3 separate regions of the Homo sapiens genome follow, and all the other regions are linked to region 1. Evidence: chromatin contacts called from ENCODE Hi-C or POLR2A ChIA-PET data. All regions are on one chromosome and are shown on one strand. Each heading gives the region's core, a stretch centred on a gene start or an enhancer-like site at or near the end of the contact. The rest is flanking DNA. Distances are from core to core; before and after follow the strand shown.

Region 1 (3,193 bases), core at 191-2,690:
AAAGATGAATGTAACAGCTTCCTCATGGACTGATTTTTTTTTCAGTTCATCTGTCCTTTTAAGTAATCTGGCTGTTTGTACCCTGACTTTAACTGAATTCACAATTATTCCTCTTGCCAAACCATGCTTCCAGACTTGACTGTATAAATTAAATTTCATGCACGCATATGTGAGCCGTGTGTACTGCCTGTTAAACTAAGTAATATAAACAAATTGAAGGCACATTTGAATGACCTTTGAATTCCGTGTTAGAGTAGTTTTTAAACAGTTATCTACTGGGCAAAGTGTAAGAGACAACCATTTACAGAGGTTATTTTCAGTGTGCTTCTTGAAAACCCATTTGCTCATAGAATTCAGCCTCCTAATCATGCAAGTTGCATTTTGTATGGTTTTCTTCTCTGGCTCCCCACCCTCTTAGAATAGTTCTGACGCCCCCACCGGCGACCACCTGGAAGGGGCTGATCCACCCCCACCTCCCTCTGCGAAGCGCGGAGCGGCTGCGGCCACCCGGCCAGAGCCAGCGCTGAGCTGCGCTGCGCTGCGTGACTGGCTGCATTTCTCAGCCCCGACGGCTGTGGTTACTCAAACTGATCTCATCGCAGGTCGTCACGACACGCGCTTCCCCTCGCCTGCACGCGGCGTGGCGTGAGAGGGGCCCTGGCAGCCGGCGCGCCCACCCCTGATCCTTCGAGGCCCACGATGAAGCCCATCCTACTTGCAATAACGGCCCCGTTCTCATTCTTCAAAAGACGGCTCCCAGACGTCAACAAAGAATCTAACCTACACAGCGCCGGCCCTCGCTCCTTTCAGCCTCAGCGAGCGCTGCCCTTCATTACCCCCCAGCGCACTTCTGGACACTGCGCCGGGTCGCCGGGGTCAGCCGCCCGGCCACGAAAGTCGCCCCCAGCGTGCCCCAGGCGTCAGTGCACGCCGGGCTCCCGGCTCCAGGCAGGCGGGGTGAGGCAGCTCCGCGAAGGCCACTCGCTGGCGACCCCTTCCCGGGTCTCCTAGCCCTGGCCGGGCTGCCCCCGCGCCCGCCCCCGCCCTCGAAATCCAGGCAGTGCGGGAGGCCGCCTTGCTGCTCTCTCCGCCCGCACAGGGCCGCCCGACGGAGCGGGCAGGGAGCAGGCGCCAAGGAGGCCGAGAGGGGCCCAGGGGCGAGGTCGACTCTCAGCCCGCTGTCCCCTTATCCCACGTTTCGCAGCCTGAGGTGTTTGTTGTATATCGGGAACTGACACTTTTCGGCGTTAAAATGAGGGCGTCACCTGCTCGAACTAAAGTCGGTGGAGGGCGTCTGGAGCCGGGCGGAATCTGGGATGCCTCGCCGGATTACGCGGCGGGGTCGGCACGCGAGGCAGGCTCCGGGCGCACCAGGAAGCCCGAGCGTGCACTAAAGCGGCGGAAGCAGGCAGCGGGGGCGGGGCCGGCGGGCTGCAGGCACGCAGGCGGCGCGGCGGCCTGGGGTTGCGTGACCTGCCGGGCTGCGGTCGCACGCACTTCGTGCTTCAGGCGGCCGTCGCCGGGCGGGAGGTGCAGGTGCTGGAGGGCGGCGCCCGGCTTCTACTTTCAAAACACCGCCGGGGAGGGCAGTCACGCTATATTTCTGGGACAGGGAGTGAGTTCACCGGGGGAGGACACAGCGTCCCCTTGTTATCACAACGTGGGTAACATTCGGTAATAAAACGCGCTCGGACAGGATGTATTAAACGAATTGGGAACCGGAGCTGCTCTTTCCATAAGCAATCAAGCTGGGGAAACTTTACAAGGAAAGCTTTAAATTGCGATGCATGGCGCAGGAGTGTGGTTCGTGTGACATGCTTACAGAGAAAGGAACCAGAGCAAGGACGGTGGCTTTGGGACGAAATTTCTGTCCGCTCTGCACAAAGACTAATTACAGAGTCGTGATTTGGGGCATGCTCTCATTCCTCCCGGAAGCTTTCTTTGCAGTGTTTTATTTTAAAATCAGAGGTGGTTGATCTCCCTGGCATACGAACATGAGAGACCTCATTTATATGGTGACTCAAAAGCCCCAAGGACATAAAAAAGGTGCCACGTTTTAAGACACCAGAATCTAAGTTCCTTCTCAAGATCATGTGAGCAAAAAGTGTTTTGCCCGCACAGATATCTATTTACATAATTAAAATGTTTGTAGATTTGCAGATAAATCAAGTTTAGAGGACAAAACAAAAAATGTTACCACGATAGTTTTTAACACAAGAGCACCCCAGTCAACTGAAAGCTTGGGAAATTCCACATTAGTTTATTTTCTATGTACTTAAACTTTGATTTGGTGAATCTATGCTCTCTTATTTCCCTATTATGACTCTTAGGCCTATAGTGCCTAGTTACACACACATTTGTTTTTGTGATACATGTAACATTATAGGAAAGGGGGGATTCTCTAGGGTTAGAATAGACACAATAAACTCCTAGGAAGCTTTCTCAAAAATACATATTCTCATCTCAGCTTACCATATGTGGGAAAAGGCAGCAAGATTCACTGTTTAATTTTAAAATGTTCTACCAGCTGACTGATTCTCACGTGGGATTTTTTTTTTTTTTCCTGGTCTGCCCAGCACGCTTAATTTCTTCTGGGACAGAACTGCCTACCCTTCCTGCCTGGATTGTGCTTCTGCCTTTACTCTTCTAGAATGTAGTTAGAAAGGGAGGTGTCATTGTGTGTGGCCTTGCCTACTTGGTCCCCACACTTGGTCGAGAGGCATATACCTGACTCAAGGTAAGCCAATGACAAACAGCACTTGACTCCTCCTGGCCTTAGTAATTTGGTTAAAGAGATTGCATATCATCCAAGTTGTGCCAAAGAAAGTCATTTCCTGGCAATTTTCTAACAGGAGGGTGGGCATAGATGCCTTCTCCCCAGTTCCTTTTGGTGACAAAATTGGACCGTCAGCCACCACTGCTCTGCCATGTGCAGAGACTGCCAACAATAAAAGAAAATGGAACCAACTTTCATTAAGTGGTAGATTCTAAGGGCTGAGCCTTTTTATGGCTTTTGCAAATTCCACATTGCATATCTGAGGTTCTCAAAGCAATACTGGCTCCTGCTTTCCTGAAACTTGATTGTTTACCTCTTCTGATTCTATGAGAAGAGATATGTATTTATAGAAATAATAAAATATACATTTAGAATGCTGTTTAGAATATTACGGTTTTTTTTTTTTGTAGTTATAAC
Region 2 (3,193 bases), core at 446-2,945, 1.9 Mb after region 1:
TTACTTTTTGTATAATTTCTTCAACAGCAAATTTAAGGTGATACTTATGTCCTCTTCCTGGAATATCCTAAAATTAAGAAAATGTAGTGGAGACAAGAAAATATTATAACAACATTATACTTGCATTGTTAGAAGTATGCATCTCATTTGGTTGGAGGGGCTGGCTGAAGGGGAATGGTGAAAGCCTTAGGTCTTGAAAAAGGCATGTCACCATGAATGTAACATCTAATTTAGCAAGTCCCCTATCAAGTTTATTTTGGATGAAAACAAAAGAGTAGGATAAAAGCATACAAATTGGGCACAATTCACTTTCAATCATCAAAAGACTTTATTTAACCCCTGGATCTGTGATCTTAAAGTCTCTACATAAGAAAGTTTGAAACAGCGTTTAATTCTAAAGATGACAATATCACCTTTGAAAAGATTTTTTCATAAAGCTCAGTGTACCCTCCAAATAATGTTCAATGAATGTGAATTTCATTTTGAGGCAGATTACTGCAAAGCAATTGGAGACTTAATACAATTAAGTATTGTTTTTACTTATACATTAGTGAAACTGCAAAATGATTAACAAATTATATAAGACTAAGAAATGGTATTTCACTTTTAAATCAAGATACAGATTGAAAATTTATACCTAATTCTGTTATCTGGTACAGTTTCAAAATAAGATCTACTGTGTCACCTCTAAAAGACTGTTAGCAGTTAAAATTCTGTCAGATAAATAAGGGATAATCTCAAATCCAGTAGATTTTCGTAAAATGAAAACAAACCTCGTTAGTGATTGCTGAGGCCTTAAACATTTAATTCAAGCCTTTAGCAGAGGGTGCACATCATTTAAGGCAGTCATGTGGTAGCGGTGTTTGGGTGGCTAAAGGCCAGCGTCAGCCCACAGTGCTTTTATTCTTTGACTTTGATTGTCAGTTTCTCTTGCTGTTTGTTTCCCCCTTCATTTTGGTCAAAGGGTCTGATAAGGATTTGTCTTAAAATGTAGGCAATAGAGTCTTGGAAGATGGGAGCTTTTGTTGGTCCAGATCAGAGTAGCAGATGAGAAACGTGGCAGCCTTAGTAGTCTTTTGAATGGTTTCTACAGTTTACACTTAAGGAAAGTGCTGCCCCTTACCTAGAGCGTGTTCCCGTTTTCTTGTAACTGTGTGCGTAAAAACTTTGTCTCTGCCTTAAGGTGAAAACAGTCCCGGGCTGTCTCCAGAGACTGGAGTATAGACATTCCCCCAGAAACCTTAATATCTCAAGACCAGATACCAGCAGTGTGTCCTAAAACAGAAGGTGGGTAGGGGGTGGCACGGAGTGTCTGCACCCAAAGGCTGAGACCGCGGGTGAGTGGAGGGAGCGCAATCCTGAAGCCTCTGCTGTCCACCACCCCCTGCTAAACTCACCTCCATGCTGGCTTGTTTGACCTTCTGCACCTCAAACACCCTGTGCGGGGTCCCCTGCTGGTAGTTGATGTAGTTCTGTGCCACCAAGGCCGCCCTGGAGGCTGGGTAGTTGGTCGGCGGGATTTCCATTCCGGATGAGCAGTGACTTCAGGGCTTGGGCTACTCTGGCTTAACGGGACCAGTAGCAGAGCGCCGCCCGTCCTGCTTGCTGCTGGGTCCGGTTGCCGAGGCGGAAAAGTCGCAAGCTCCTTCAGTCAGTCTTCTTCCTCAGCTCCTTCCGACTCCGGAAGCTGCTGTTTGGGCCCAGGCTCCCTGCATCCGAGAGCCCTGGGCTGACTGCTTCTGAGGCCCCGCCCCACTACTGCCTGCAGCGGGCTTCCTTACTCCGCCTGCTGGTTCCTACTGGAGGAGAGGCCAGCATGCTTGTCAGGCACCAGCAGGTGGAGGTGTGGGGAGGGAGTCAGTGGGCTAGGTTCGCTGGGATTGCATCTTTCGTTTCATTAACCTTTATAGAAGTGCAGGGTGGGGCTTTCGCTGATATAGGACATCTCTGAAGACTCTAGTTTCCTGTCCATGGGAAAAAAGTCTGGTTGCTTCGCTTGCATACTGGAGCACAACTTCCTTATACACCGCATGCAGCGTCCCTGGCAGGGCAAGGTACACAGTACTCCAGGTAGTGATTCGATTCCTTCATTTCCCTTCCCCTTATGAGAGTCCAGGAAGAGGCTTGCTCATCCTCAGCTTTTTGTGGGTTTGGACCAGTTCTGCCCAAATCAAAGTATGAGAATCTGCAAACTATAGTATTAAATTGGGAGATTATGTAATTTGGATCAGGAGAAATAAAAAAATGCACCTGTACCCCTCTCCTTTACTAATCTTAAAATGATAAGTTTTGATGTAACGCCATGCTTCCAACTTGAGTCATTTTGAATATTTTACTTCAAGGATTAAAATAAACTTAAAAACTGAACTTATACAAAGCACTCTCTCTGGTATGTGGTCTACCTCATTGCAATGGGCCTATAAACCTGACTTTGTAGAAGTACAGGTTTATCCTTGGTGGTCTTAGGTTAATTGGGCTAGGATAACTTGGAGATTCTACCAAAGTTTGGCCAAGGTCTTCGCTGCCTGGATTGAGACCTTTTTTTCTTTTCTTTTCTTTTTTTTTTTTTTTTTTTTGAGATGGAATTTCACTCTTGTTGCCTAGGCTGGAGTGCAATGGTGCTATCTCGGCTCACTGCAACGTCCGCCTCCTGGGTTCAAGCAGTTCTCCTGCCTCAGCCTCCAGAGTAGCTGGGATTACAGGTGCCCACCACAATGCCCGGCTAGTTTTTTGTATTTTTAGTAGAGACGGGTTTAGGCTAGGCTGGTCTCAAACTCCTGACCTCAGGTGATCCACCCACCTTAGCCTCCCAAAGTGCTGGGATTACAGGCATAAGCCACCATGCCTGGCCAGGACCTTTAACTTGGTAGTAATGCACACACCCAAGACTCTTGAGGTGTATCTCTTTCTGATTATGTAGATTCTGCAGTAAATCTGGATTCTGGACTTTGGCCTCAGTTTCATGCTTATTATTGTCTCCTGGGATTTGGGGGTTCTGATTGACTTTGCCTTTAAATACCATCTGTCTGCTTGCCCATCATCTTGTATCAAATGTCAATGAAACTTTTCTCAGTCTTGTCCGTGTATGAGAAATTTGCTTTGCGAGACACTGTCTTTCACACATGACCTTTTTTTTTTTTTTTTTGGAGACAGAGTTTCGCTCTGTTGCCTAGGCTGCAGTGCAGTGGCGTGA
Region 3 (3,193 bases), core at 519-3,018, 1.3 Mb after region 1:
CTCAACCGCATACCAAAGTTCAGTTAGAAGAGCTTTTCCTCTTTCTTGTAAATTAGAAGGTAAAACAAAAACAAAAACAAAACCCCACAAACTTAGGCTTGCTAGCGAATTGGGATACAGACTGGCTTAGTCCAAGGTATCCCAGTTTAAATAGCTACATGAATTGAAACAAACAACCAAAAGAAAAAAAAAAACAAAAAAGAAACAAACAAACAAAAAAAAAAGGTTACTTGAATAGATACACCTTTGTGAGATAAAATGCAAATGTTGAAAGTCAGTCCACACATTATAGTCAAAATAAACTTTGTTCGTGTGTATCAACATATCTTACACAAACCTAGTGCCTGTATCTAGCTGGGTGTTATTTAAGGTGAATTTGACGGGATAGAGAGGGGGAAATAAACCACTGTCTTCAAATAGGACTTCAGGAAACCAACAAGAAGGAACACAAGAAAAGGGGAATGGTGGGAACTAATACTGATTGAGCGCCTACTGTGTCTGGCACAGCGAGGCGCTGTACCTTCATTATTTCATTTGGTGGTCTTGTTTTCTTTTTCCTTTCCCCACATATTCTGCCCACCTCTGTCTTCTTAGGACAATGAGTGTAATTTTTTCCCTTTCTGACTTTTTTCTTTTGTTCCCCAGGATCAAAGACAGGGCAAATATATATATATATATATATATATATATATATATATATATATGGCAAATATATGATATATATATATGGATATATATATATCAATTTCCAGATACTTTTGGTATTGTTTTTCATAGTGAAGATGAAAATGGAGTGAGTGCATGGGAGATAAGGGGGTGGGAGGAGACACACCATCAATGGAATACAAGTAACATGCAAACCGGAATTTACTGTCAGCAGTCCAGACAGTTTTGCCATAATAATTTCTCAGAGAAATCATTGTCTGTGGCATTTTTTTGTGTTAATATTATTTTTCTCTCTCCTCGTTTTAATATTTTCTCTTTTCTTGCTCTTCCATACATGGTGGGTTTAAACTCAAAGCATCTGATTCAACGTAAAAGGAGGCCCGCCTCTCTCATCAAATTTCTCGTGTTAACGTGAACTTCGCAGAAAAAGGTCAGTTTCAAAACCTGTGAACTTCCCAGCTGCGCACTTTTTTCATCTTAGTTTTTTAAATAAGTATACCTCTTCTTTCTGCTTTGCCTTCTTAGCGCATTTTTAAAAACACACATTTAAGTTGGTAACTCCCCCCAGTCTCTCGAGAATCGTCTGGGTTGTTTTTCCATATTTTTAAATGTATAAAATACTTTAATTTTAAAATTTGTTTTTGCTCCTTGGTTCTCCAATTTCAGCTTCTGCCAAATAGCAGTTAAGAAATAAGTTCCCTTCCTCTTTTTCTCTCCCGTTTGTCTTTCGATTTTTTTGTTTGCTCATTTTTTCATTGTTAACAAGATTTTTTTTTCTATGCAAGAGTCCATCGTTGCAGCTTTGCGGTGAGCCAAACTCCGCGGTTCCAGCACTCCCCTGTCCAGTCTCTCTCCAGACTCCCCCAAACCCGCTCCTACAAAACCCAATTCTAGGCCCTCGAGTAGGAAAACGGGCAGGAGCCACGGAGCCTGCGTGCCTCGTGAGATCCCTGGTCCTGCGTGGAGTCTGGCTTTCCGAGTCCAAGATGCGATAGGGGACGAGGGATGGTCAGTGAGGCGGGAAGAGGGCCGGCTCCCGAGGTCTCAAAGGGGTAACGGAGAAGCAGCGGGGCGCGGAGGGCGTGCAGGCTGAGTGCCGCGGGACAGGCGCGACATTGGTGCTGGCGTTGGCGTCACAGACCCAGGGCTGCGGCGTGCTTTTTGGCTTTCAGTCTGAGATCGGCGATGCTGGAGTTCTTGCTGGTGGTCTTGGCGGCTGCTGCGGCCGCCACTACCGAGGCGGCGGAAGCCGAATCCGCGGCCAGCGTGGCGAGCGGCAGTCCGAAGGGCGGTGCTGGGAACATCATGTAGGGCGCGTGCGCGGCCAGGTGCGGATGCAGGTGGTGGTGCGCGTGCGCCACAGCGCTGTCCAGCTGCAGCTGCGCCTGAACCTGAAAGGACAAGGGCGTCACGTTGCAATGACTATCCTAGGGTGACAACAGAATAGAAACAGAGCATTAACGGCGTCCAGCTTGGCCAGAGAGAGAGTTGGGTTGTGTTTGGGCACGGGGAGAGGGCATTTGGCTGTGCATCTTGTTCCGACAGTGACCTTCTCAGCCTGTTGCTGAATCTGGGGTTCCACATGGATACTCCAGTGTCCCCTGGGTCTCCGAAACTCGCTTAGGGTAGGCTTATTTCCCCGGACCCCGGGAACCCCCTTCTGCAGGAATGTGGCCGTCTCCCCTGGGAACTGGGCTGAAATGGTATATTGGAAAGACTGCGGGTGAGGACCCTTACCCTCTTCTCTTGATGCTGCCATGCATCTCTTACCCCACTACCAAAACAACGGAGTATCAACAAGCAAACTACGCAACTTTTTAATGTCATTCAGGGAAGTTACTCCATCTTCACCACAATAGGCACAATTGTGAGTCGGTACTTCTAACCTTTATTGCCATAACAATTACCCAGGGATCTCGTTAAAATTCAGATTCTGATTCGCAAGGTCTAGGTTGGGGCCTGAGATTCTGAATTTCTAACAATCTCCCAGACGGTGTTGTTGCTGCTGGCCCAAAGATTACCTTTTGAGTAGTAAAGGTCTCCTTTTAAAGTCACCCCTCCCTCTTTCTTCAGTCATTCTCTCTTGTTTCCAAAGCCAAGCATCAGGATGCCAGAGTCCTGTGGCACCAAGAGAGCTAAGATCTCCCTAACACCGACTCTCAATTCATGGTCACACCTATCTGTCTCCCCGGTCCAAGTCACTGGAGACTGAGAGCTAATTCATGACATCACAGGCATGCCAAGCAGGGGTCCTGGCTGAGGATAGGGAAGGTCAGACACTGGTTGGGAAAGGATTTCGCCCTCAGGCTTGGAAAGTGGGGAGTTCAGAGCACTGGGATTTCCCAGGATTAAATCATTGCTGCAGGCTGTCCTTTTAAAATGTACTCTTAAAGGTTTCTTTATGGCTAAGGGATTGCAAAGGCAGGGCAGCCCTGGGAAGACCAAGACTTCTCTCTTTACCAGAGATGAAGCTTTGTTTGCAGAAACAGATTTAAAAACAAAAGAACGAAAAAACAAAAGTATGAGC

The links. Hi-C counts contacts between places; a loop is a spot of excess contacts on that map. ChIA-PET counts read pairs that join two places held with the same protein, here RNA polymerase II (POLR2A). Pooled maps may share reads with other maps.
Region 2: a loop to region 1 is called in a pooled map, with 4 times the contacts of the local background. The contact joins the promoter of LXN here to the promoter of LINC00886 in region 1. A Hi-C loop is called at or near these places in 3 of 50 pooled maps. POLR2A ChIA-PET finds 5 or more read pairs at or near these places in 2 of 52 experiments (GM10248 and activated T-cell).
Region 3: a pooled map shows a loop between it and region 1 (6-fold over the local background). The contact joins the enhancer-like site here to the promoter of LINC00886 in region 1. A Hi-C loop is called at or near these places in 1 of 168 maps with a recorded cell type or tissue (CD4-positive, alpha-beta T cell), 1 of 37 single-sample maps with no recorded cell type and 2 of 50 pooled maps.

Annotation. Positions count from the first base shown.
Region 1 is chr3:156,815,622-156,818,814 of GRCh38, forward strand. It overlaps LINC00886 (long intergenic non-protein coding RNA 886), which reads right to left and starts at 1,441. Exons shown (of 3, transcript NR_038387.1): 1 at 1,266-1,441. RefSeq lists silencers at 895-1,224, 1,245-1,454 and an enhancer at 1,339-2,538.
Region 2 is chr3:158,670,953-158,674,145 of GRCh38, forward strand. It overlaps LXN (latexin), which reads right to left and starts at 1,696. Exons shown (of 6, transcript NM_020169.4): 1 at 1,398-1,696; 2 at 5-67. The coding sequence starts at 1,526. The region is part of intron 13 of GFM1 (G elongation factor mitochondrial 1); the gene reads left to right. RefSeq lists enhancers at 913-1,505, 1,020-1,079, 1,506-2,098, 1,520-1,569, 1,880-2,069.
Region 3 is chr3:158,096,228-158,099,420 of GRCh38, forward strand. It overlaps SHOX2 (SHOX homeobox 2), which reads right to left. Exons shown (of 5, transcript NM_001163678.2): 5 at 1-2,057. The coding sequence ends at 1,800. Among named protein-coding and RNA genes, the nearest start is that of SHOX2, 8.6 kb to the right of the region's middle. RefSeq lists an enhancer at 1,771-1,940. Within about 2 kb of position 1,769, at least 3 of the 41 ENCODE cell types and tissues checked have a DNase peak (open chromatin) inside an H3K27ac peak, as active enhancers do.